Regions from separate parts of the Homo sapiens genome. Here region 2 is linked to region 1. The links are chromatin loops, found by intact Hi-C in ENCODE. Cell type or tissue: gastrocnemius medialis. All regions are shown on one strand. Each heading gives the region's core, and the rest is flanking DNA. Links, peaks and the distances in the headings are about the cores only.

Evidence for each region. Peaks named below come from ENCODE experiments on the same cell type or tissue, not always from the same donor. Only the 100,000 strongest peaks of a DNase experiment are listed, where the experiment ranks them.
Region 2: it touches region 1 in a loop (5-fold over the local background); 3 of 110 quality-filtered maps call a loop at or near these places.

What each region holds. Positions count from the first base shown.
Region 1 is chrX:154,371,764-154,374,569 of GRCh38, reverse strand. FLNA (filamin A) reads left to right here. Exons shown (of 48, transcript NM_001110556.2): 1 at 1-64. Among named protein-coding and RNA genes, the nearest start is that of FLNA, 1.5 kb to the left of the region's middle. RefSeq lists silencers at 1-59, 1,602-1,661, 2,605-2,806 and enhancers at 1,149-1,198, 2,383-2,806. In gastrocnemius medialis, for the core only: CTCF peaks have their summits at 862 and 1,075 (motif pointing left); DNase peaks (open chromatin) are centred at 887 and 1,096; H3K4me3 peaks cover 806 bases; H3K27ac peaks cover 1,934 bases.
Region 2 is chrX:153,791,934-153,798,771 of GRCh38, reverse strand. It overlaps IDH3G (isocitrate dehydrogenase (NAD(+)) 3 non-catalytic subunit gamma), which reads left to right and starts at 4,397. Exons shown (of 13, transcript NM_004135.4): 1 at 4,397-4,526. The coding sequence starts at 4,446. It overlaps SSR4 (signal sequence receptor subunit 4), which reads right to left and starts at 4,104. Exons shown (of 6, transcript NM_006280.3): 1 at 4,018-4,104; 2 at 2,220-2,338; 3 at 1,240-1,314; 4 at 958-1,047; 5 at 636-701; 6 at 273-443. The coding sequence starts at 4,084. The coding sequence ends at 339. RefSeq lists enhancers at 4,148-4,407, 4,307-5,034 and a silencer at 4,698-4,847. In gastrocnemius medialis, for the core only: no CTCF peak of the experiment used is centred there; DNase peaks (open chromatin) are centred at 4,281 and 4,641; H3K4me3 peaks cover 2,340 bases; H3K27ac peaks cover 2,500 bases.

The DNA.
Region 1 (2,806 bases), core at 1-2,500:
GCGCGAAGGCGATCCGGGCGCCACCCCGCGGTCATCGGTCACCGGTCGCTCTCAGGAACAGCAGGTGAGGTCTCCGCGGCCCGGCTTCGCGCCGTAGGGTCGCCGCGCTCCTCGTCGGCCGGGGGCGGGGTTGGAGAAGGCGGGCAGAGAGGCCGGAAAACGCAGGCGCCAGCTCGCGCCCAGGTCCGGGCCAGGTTCAGCTGGGATGCGTGAGCCGATGGAGGCTCCCCTGGCATCTGGGAGTGAGTGTCCAGAGAATAGCTTCCCTAGTTGACCCACGAGCCATGTCTGTGCCCACGAATGTGGGAGCCTGAGGCCATGGGGGGTCCCCGAGAGAGAGAGGGTGTCTGGGCACTTGCCCATGAACGGACCACTGCATGCCTGAGAGAGAAGGGCCCTGACACCAGGAACTTGTGTGGACTCAGGGCGAGTGGCCACCTGGAAGGACACTTCTCAGCCAGTGTGCCCACTGGGAGGGGGACAGCGTGTCCCTTGCTGGCTCGAGTCCACAGGGCACCAGCTGCTTTGGGCACAGGGGAGCTGGTTCTGGGGCTGCTCTACTCCATGGGGGCCATGGTGAGGATGAGACCAGGCCAGGTTCCTTGGTTGGGCCCTGGGCCCTATGCCAGGTTGGCTCTGAGTTGGATGCGCACTGCCAGCCAGGATATAACCAACAATGTCCCCAGATTCCCGTGCCACCTGGGGCCAGGCAAAATAGGTTAAAATCCACTGGCAGACCCATTTGTAAGTGCTCCGAGTGCACCGTCAAGGTGGGAGCTTGGGAATGGGCGACCTCACCTGCCGCACCTGGACTTGCCAGCACAGGTCTCTTCTCACCTTGCCAGTCTGCGGCTTCCTTCCCTCCTGCGCCCCCTGGCTACGCAGGCCTGGAAACAGCTCCTTAGGGATCCCAGCTGAACAGCTCCTGGGCTTGGGCTATACCTCCCAGTGGGAGGGTCTGGCCTGGGGTCTGAGGGCCAGGGGTGGTGTGGTGGGCGGGGTGTGCCTAACATCCAAGAATCTACTCCAAATAAGGGAAAATATGAAAGAGCTGGATTTTGGCTTCCCAGGACTGCCCGATCTGGTGGCTTTGGGATCGGGCGACATCTGGCGGTTGATACTATGTTCTAGGGACAAGAACCCTCTACACGCCCATTCCTTGTTTCCTCTAAATAGGGAAAAGCTAGGGCTGGAAGACACGGCACCCACCTCCTGACACTCTTTCTGCTGGAATTGACCACTGGTCACTCTGACTCAGTTTCCCTGAGCTCTGAAGATTAAGGAATGAACCCAGACAACCCAGCTCAATGGCCCTTAGTGGAGAGAGAGTCAATTATTGATGGAATTCCGTGCCTGGGAACTTGCTTTCCAGTGGGGCAGGGGGACCAGAAGGACAACTTCAAGCCCGTCTTGAATGGGGCCCGTGCAGGGAGGGGTCTGTATGGGTTCCCCCTTCCCAGCCCTCCCTCCCACCTCCACCCCAGCTCCCAGACGCCCAGGCGCACTTGGTGCAGGTGTGTCTCAAAGTGGTCAGGAGAGGGGACAATATACAGGGGTTGGCCTCAGTACTGGAAAATGCCATTTGCACCCCCTAACACCACTACTAGTGGGAAAAACCAGTGGGGCCACAGGCTGCCCCGAAGTGAATGTGCTGGGCGGATCACAGCCCCACCACGTGTCATGTAGACACCCAGGGCTACAGGAGAGTCAACCATATTTGGGCATGACGTGCTGGCCAACCCAGGGCCTCCATCTCTCACTGGTCTTTAGCAGATAAATTAATTATTACTAGAATTGAACAGGAGGGACAGATACCTGCCTTCCTAGAAAAAAAAAAAAAACACTCAGAGGAGGAAACATTCTGGAGAGGGGAGGTACCGAGGACTGAGAGGGAGGGGAGTGCACAATGGGGAGGAAGCCATAGGCAGGCTGGCTTCTGACTGAAGATAGTAGCAGTGAGCGTCCCCAGCCGTCCCCTGGTCCCAGTCTACATCTCGGCACAGCAGCCACTGCACCATCTCCAGAGTTATCTACCAGAAAATTTTGAGTGAAGAGCCCCCACAGCTCTGGGGACACAACCCCCCAGGCCCCTGATCCCTGTCCTCAGGCCTCCTCTGCACCTGCCACCACACCTGAAGCCCACCCAGACCCAGGTGCTCAGAGCCTGACAAGTCTTATGGGAACCTCTGAGCAGGCCCCTCTGGGTCTGGAATGCCACTCCCGTGTTTGCCCCCTGCCCTGGCCACGCTGGGCTGAGGGGACTTTCCGACAGGAGAGGACCCCCCGCTTCAGCTCCCCCCAGTGCCCCGGGTGAACTGGCATGAAGGGTTAGGCGGGCACACGTCTCTGCATGCATCGCACGGCGCCCTCTGCCCGCGCCCACTGGCGTGCCCGTGGGCATGCCCGGACCCCTTCGAAGGCTGCTTGCTCCTGGAGTGCCGGCGGCCTCCTGGCCCAGTGCCCCATATCCTCCCGGGTGGAGGGAAGCAGAGAGGGAGGCGGTGGGAAGCAGCGGGCACAGGTGCGCGGGCGAGGGCCCTACGGACTGGGAAGGCGGGCCCGTGGCAGGGGGTCTGCGGGGACCGCGTAGGCGCAGGCCTTGCCCTGCAGCCGCTTCCCAGGTGATGAGCACACAAAGCGCCCTCGGCAGTGCCTGGTCCGGGGCTGCCGCTCTCCAGGGGTTCGCTCTTAGGGTTGGCCCCTTCCCGCCGCTGCCGGGCCGGCGGACGGGGATGCCGCCGGGGAACCCTAGGCCCTGGGGGCCCGGGGAAGGGGGATGACGGCGGGGGGTAGGGATGTGCAGGGA
Region 2 (6,838 bases), core at 3,327-5,826, 580 kb after region 1:
TGTTTCCCCATGGAGCCTGTGGGGCCACCTGGGGAGGAGGTGGCCAAGCCCACTGCCCTCACCAGAACCAGGAGAGAGTCACTGGGAAGGTGGATACAGGGTTTTGTGGGGACCAGACGGGGGGCTTCATTGGGAGGAGGGACGGGAGTTCTAGACCAAAGCCCACCCCTTTCCTGCCTGGTGCCTCTGCTGGCCAGGCAGACAAGAGGACGCTGGGCCCCCAGCTCTCCCAGTCGGGGGAAGGCACAATAACGCAAGCCAGCAGCCCCAGGTCCTGTGCAGTCCCAGGTCCTGTGATGTTTATTGAAGGAAGCAAGGGCAGGGCTGGGGTGCCGCCCTCAGGCCTGGATGTGGCTCTTCGCACTGAAGGCCAAGTAGTAGATCACAAGGCCGATCGCCGCAGCCAGCACCTCAGTGGACACCCAGGGCCCGTTCCAAGTGCCCTGAAAAAAAGGAGATCACAAGCCAGCTCAGGGGAGTACAGGTGAGCAGACCAGCCAGCCCTGGTCACCTTCCGCCAGGGGAACCAAGACATGCTGGCCAATCACGGCCCAGCAGCAGAGCTGGGGCTGTGGAGAGGATAACCTTCACTCAGCCCAACAACCCCAAAAAGGAGGAGGGACCAGGCCACTCACCCGATGGTCCACGCTGACTGTAAACAGAGGCGGGATGATGGAAATGTCCTCGTTATTCCTCTGAGCCTGCAAGGGAGGTGCAAGGGAGGTGCTGGGGTCAGGGGTGCCTGGCGTGTGGGGGTGGGGAGGGGAGGGGAAAGACAGGTAGGAACACCGGCCCAAGCCCCAGAAAAGGAAAGGAGAGAAATGGGCAAGAGACACTGAGGAAGGGACAGGATCACAGAAAGGCCACCCAGCTCAGGACTTGCTGCCAGCACCTCCCAACCCAGCCCATCCTGCTCCCCAGGGACAGGGGAGCACAGTGGGCTACAGGAGTCCTCACCTTCCTGAGGAGGCTGTAGGACTCCTCGTCGAAGAATCTAACCTCATAGGTGCCTGCGTGGGCGCTCTTGTGGTCCAGGCTCCAGGACACCTGGGTTGGGTGTTGAGCAGAGTGTGGGCAGAGTGGACACGGAGGGGCCACCCTGACCACCAGTGCCGACACTGCAGCACTCCGGCAGCCAGAGCCCACGGCCCCTGGCCCTGGTTGACCGGCCACCCCTGGGGCTTCAGGTCACACCCGGGAGCAGGGAGCCCCCTAGCAAGGGAACCATTGGCCCCTCACCTGATAACGCCCCACATCCTGGCCTCGAGTGACAGGGAATTGTTTTCCACCGACGTCAGCATAGAGAGCCATGTTCTGGGTGAGGGAACAAAGGCAGGGTCACCTTCTGCCCCCTCTGGGTGTGGGCAGAGGAGCCCTGTGCGCTGCTCACACGGCCTGCAGGTGGGCAGGCTAGGCCCAGTTGGGGGCTGCAGTGTCCCTGGCAGGAGGTACCAAGTAACACTCACCAATCCCGTGACTGGCCCTCTGCATTGGTCTTCCCTACGGGGGCACAAGGCCAGATCCCCATGGCCGGGCCTAACTGGACGCATAGGAACCCTGTTGACTGTGAGCAGGGGCGGGATGATCAAAAGGGCTGAGTGATTTCCTGAGTCTACAAGGGAGGTGCTGGGGTCAGGGGTGCCCAGTGGGCTGCCCAAGGGGTGCTTTACCCTAAGAGGGCCATACCCAAAAAAGGCCCCATTTCCTTCTTTGGACTTATGGGAACTTAGCTGGGCATGGTGGCGAGCACCTGTCATCCCAGCTACTTAGGAGACTGAGAGGAGAATCGCTTGAACCCGGGAGGTGGAGGCTGCAGTGAGCCAAGATCGTGCCAATGCACTCCAGCTGAGGCAACAGAGTGAGACCCTATCTCAAAAAAACAAACAAAAAACAAAAACAAAAACAAAACACCCACACAGACAAACTGGCCAATGGCAACCGGGGTGGGCTGACTCCTGGCCCTTTCTCCCGGTCCAGATACTCATTCAGGAAACAGCGGGTGGTGAGCCCAGGGTTACCTCGTGTAGGCACAGCACACAAAGCAGGTGAGGAAGGTGACCTGTCAACACTGGCTAGGATCTGGCATCACCGTGCCCTGATCTCTCCGGCACCCCAAGAGTTGGAATCTTGATTCTCCCTCTATCGACACAGGTCCCCCATCAACTAGCAGTGAGGAGCACCCCCCACCCGCCCTCCTGTCTGAAACCCCACTGTCTCACCTGGACCCTGTTCTTGCATGTCAGGGAGATCTCCACAATGAAGACGGTCTCAGTGGAAATGACAGCGTCAGAAGTGGTGTAGTAGGAAGGGGTGATCTGGGGCTCCAGGCAGGCCTCGGCTGCGGGGAAGAGGGAGAGATGCCTGGGTAAGGCCAGCTCGAGTATCCCGGTCTGAGGGCAGGATGGCCCGGCCCTGCCTCATAGCACGGATCAGCTGGGGACCCATGCGCTCTTCCTGCCCCTTCCAGGTGGGATATGCGAGACAGATCCAAGTGCTCGGTCACAAATGCAATGGCAACGTAGGCGGGATGGCTGTGAAGGAAGGCTGGGGAGGGGCAAGGCCGGCTTTCTGGAGGTGTGCAGGAAGAGCGAACTGGGGACAGGTGGGGGCTGGATTCACTGGACAATACATGCCAACACTTGGACCTATGACACGGAGGCCCGGGGGCCACGCCAGCCTCAATTCAGAGCCACAAACGGCCTGGACGAGTTACTGAAGGCATCCTCAGCAGAGACATCGGGGGTGGGGGCTGCAGGCAGGCAATGCACTGGGGCTTTCAAGATGAGAGAAAGGGTCTCTGCCCCCGGCCAGTTGACAGAAGGTGAAGACTGGCCCCAGCGTTTCCTGAAGAAGTAAACGGGAGAGACTCTGGTTCCAGAAGCACAACTTGTTAGCTGTGAGAGAAAGGACCTTGCCTTAGCCTTCTCCATAACCAGAGGCCCAAAGGAAAGGAAGGCTGCCGCCTACATCAGAGGGTGTGAAACAAAGGCTCCCCAAAGTGGGAATGTTCTCAGCCACCCGCTGTCCAAATGTGGTGCCCTGGCAGAACGATGGCTTCAGCAGAGGACGTCAGAGAAGGCTCTGGGTCTGGACCACAGGAGGCAGATCCCTAGGAACAGCGTGGAGGCAGTTCTCAGGGGCTAGATCCCGCCAGCCCTTCTGTGTCCTGCCTAAGTTGGGCCTGCTTCCTGTGGCGCAGGGGAGCCCCCGAAGGGTTTTATGGCCAGGCTTGTCCTCTGGATACGTCCCTGACTATAGTTCAGGGAATTCCTGAGGGGCAGATGAGGAGTGTGCGGAAAGGGAGGCCAGTTAGGCTGCCAAAACGTTGCAGGCAGCAAGGCTACTGGCCTGAAGGACGGCAGAAAAGGGAATGTGGAGAAAGCCGCCCCTGTCCAGTCCTGGCCCCCGGGCCCGGGGCTGGCTGCTGCAGCCACCTCCTAAACACACTCTGGAGTTCAGACCTCAGCCCCTCACGAATGCAAATCGACGGGACCCCTGGTCGGCTCTGCCGAAAACTCTGGTAAGGGTAAGGCAGGGCCCTCCGGAAAAGCCAGTCTTCGGCCTGGCACTCAAGGCCCTGCGCACCTTTGGCTCCCCATCTAACTCGCCCCGCTCTTGCTCCCTCTCCTCACTGAGGTCCCTTCCTAGCTTATGTGGCTCCTCCAGCCCCGTTTTTGGCCGCGATCGCTCAGCGCTACAGAGCTTCGCTCCGGTCCGACCCCGCAGGGAGCGGGAGCCGGGACATGTGTCACGTTCCGTGCTGCAGCTTGGGGGCCGGGCGCACCATGGAGGCTCGGGGACTCCTCTTCGTATGGGCAGACAAGGAAAAGCCTGGCTGCCGGTAAACGTGCGCGAGGTGCTTTGGTCCCCCCGTCCCAAGGCCGCCTGCCTCTCGGGGGAAGGCCCGGCCCGCAGCGACGGACCCTGAAAGGCCGGACCCCCGCATCCCTCCTGCCCCCAACACCACCTGCCGTGGGTCAGAGGCTCGCAAGAAAGAAGCCCCGGCTGGGCCGCTACCTGAGCAGCGGGAGAGGCTGGACAGCAGGAGCAGCGCCAGGGCGCCGAGAGATGCCATCGCCGCCATCGCCTCTTCTCTGCCTAGAGGAAAAGAAAACGAGCTCCCATGAACACGAGGGGCAAACGAGGAAGAGCGACGCGTAAGTGGCAGCGGCAGCCAATCGCGCACCGAACGGCTGGGCCGGCATTGTGACGTCTCTGGCAGCACTGACGTGGCCCCTCCCTGAGCCAGGGGCCCAGCTGGTCGCGGTCCCCCCCTCAACATGGCGGCAGCGGTGCTCTAGGCGCCGGAAGGGGGCGTGAATCGGTGCGACCGCGCGCGTGCGCAGTACCGGGTCCGCGCCTGTCCCCGAAACTTCGCACCCCGTCGAACTCTCGCGAGAGCGGTATCTGCGTGTCGGGACGTGCGGAGGCTCTCACTTTCCGTCATGGCGCTGAAGGTAGCGACCGTCGCCGGCAGCGCCGCGAAGGCGGTGCTCGGGCCAGCCCTTCTCTGCCGTCCCTGGGAGGTGAGCAGGGAAAGAGCCACGGGACCGCGGCAGCGGTCGCAGGGGAGCGGTGGGGTAGCCGCACCCGAAGCAGTCTGGAGTCCGATTGGCTAGGGGCCCCACCAGGGGCGGGGAAAGGGCTTCGCGCCGGGGTTGATTGGCCGCCTCCGCTGTCACTGAGGGGATTGGCCGAAGTTGGCCCTGGACCGGCTCCCCCAGGGGGTCTGCATCGGGTGGCGGGGGGCCCTCCGGACGGGCCGGGAGAGTGGGCCACGGCGGCTGTCACCTCCTTAGTGTCCTTGAAGGAGCCCTTCTGAGGCAGTCACTCACGTATCCCGGCCCGCCTTTCTCAAACCGCTTCGGGAATCCGGTTCCGGGACTCAAATTTCTCCACGGTTTCCTCTCTCGTGGACCGCTTTGCCACCTATCCCGGTGGCAAAGAACCGGACTTTGCCAGTCATCCCCCATAGTCCCCCAGTCTTAGAGCCCCAGATGCCTTCCCCTCGAGGCGCCTGGAATGGGAAGGAGCTAGGGTTTCTGAGGCTGCGGGGGTTTTGCTTCTGCTCTTCTCCGTGTGCGGTCTTGCGTATTCAGGTCCGAGTCTTCTTTCCTTACACTTATTTAAGAAGAGGTTAATTTAGGTCCTAGGTGGGCTGGAAACCATCTGAAGCAGCTGCCAGCCAGCACCTGGCCCTGATGGGTAAGAGGTTTGACCTCTAGGCCATGCTCCCACACTGAGCCACTGCGTGGCCTTAGGCCATTTCCTCCTCTCTCTGGGTTCTAGTTTCCCCTTTGGAACCCAGAGGGGAGGAGACTTCATGTTCTCAAAGGATCCTGTCAACTCTGACCTTCCAGAACTCCGTGACTTTGCGGCCACTCCCCAGGGACATCTCTACTTGCCATGTTTTCTCCTTCTGACCTCTGGGGGAGACTGCTTGTGCCTAATGAAATTCTCTTGACGATGCTGACTTCTCCCACCTTGCTGCTGAAAGGACGGCAGTATATAGTGGCTTTCCAGAGGCTCTGATGGCTCCAGCAACTGGGCTCCTGTAGGCTCTTGGTGAAGACATGTGTGCCTCCTCCCTGACCTCCCCTGTGTGTGTGCCTGTGTGTGCGTTGGGGTGGGAGTAGGGGACAGTGAACGGTGGGTAGCTGGGCAGTGCCTTGCCCTGAGACTGACCGTCCTGGGTGTGAGAACCCTTACAGAGGAACCCCAGGTCTTGAATCCCACTGATTTGGACGCCATAGGAAAACATGCAGCCACCATTGACACATGGTCCAACAGAAATATGCCAAAGACAGAAGCCTCAGCAGGCATAAGATGTGGGGTGTGGATGTTCTTTCTTTCCATGGAACCATGAAAGGGTGATGGGAGAGCGGGAGGCGTGTACATATTGCATCCTGCCTCACACTTGGCTCCTTTGATTGGTGGCTTCACAGGGAAGTCAGGGCACAAGGCAGAGCCTTTGCGACCTCCTGAAGGAAGGTGCCTGCATCTGTACAGTAAGGTCAGGGAAGTCCATCTGGAGCGCTCTCTGGGTCTTTTGCCAAAGCCCAAAGGAACACCTGGCACAGGGACCGGGTGGCAGAGAGGTTCAGCTCAGCCCTGGTGGTGATGTTGCCATCTGTGAGGGAGGTCCATGCTCTCAGGAGATTGGCTTGCTGCCACAGCTGAAGCCCAGGAGGAACTACTGCTGGGAGCTGCAGGGGTCCACCCGTGACCTCCCAGGGACACCAGCCTTGAACTCTGACCTGAGGGGCCAGTGGGGTGAAGGGGCAGGCGTGCTGTGTGGCACTAGCTACTGTGAGCAGCTCACACACCTCCTGTCCCCTAATCTTTCCAACAGTCACGGAAAGTAGGTACCTCCGTTCTGTGAATTTCAGATGAGGCCATGAAGCCATCTCAAGAAGAGTGGATGGTGGATTTGGACCGAGGCCTCCCTAGTCTCCAGATCTTTTTTCATTTTCTGATGTGCTTGTTCACTCAGGAAATGTTCCTTATGTGCCAGCTCTGGGCCAGGTACTGTGCTGGGTCCTAGGGTGACAGTATTGGACCACACTGACTTGGCCCCTCCTCTCGGGCTCAGGGGTTGAGGAGGGAGCAATGCAGTGATAACCTAGGGAAGGGGGTAAGTAGGGCCTTAGGGTCCCAGCTCAGTAGCCTTAGGGCATCAGGGAAAGCTCCCTGGAGGAAGGTCCATCGAAGCCGCTTTCTGCGTGCTTACAAGAGCCCCCAAATAAGATGATTTCAGATGTTGATAAGCGCTAGAGAGAAGACAGAAAAGTCCCGACCCGTTGATAAGCGCTAGAGAGAAGACAGAAAAGTCCCGACC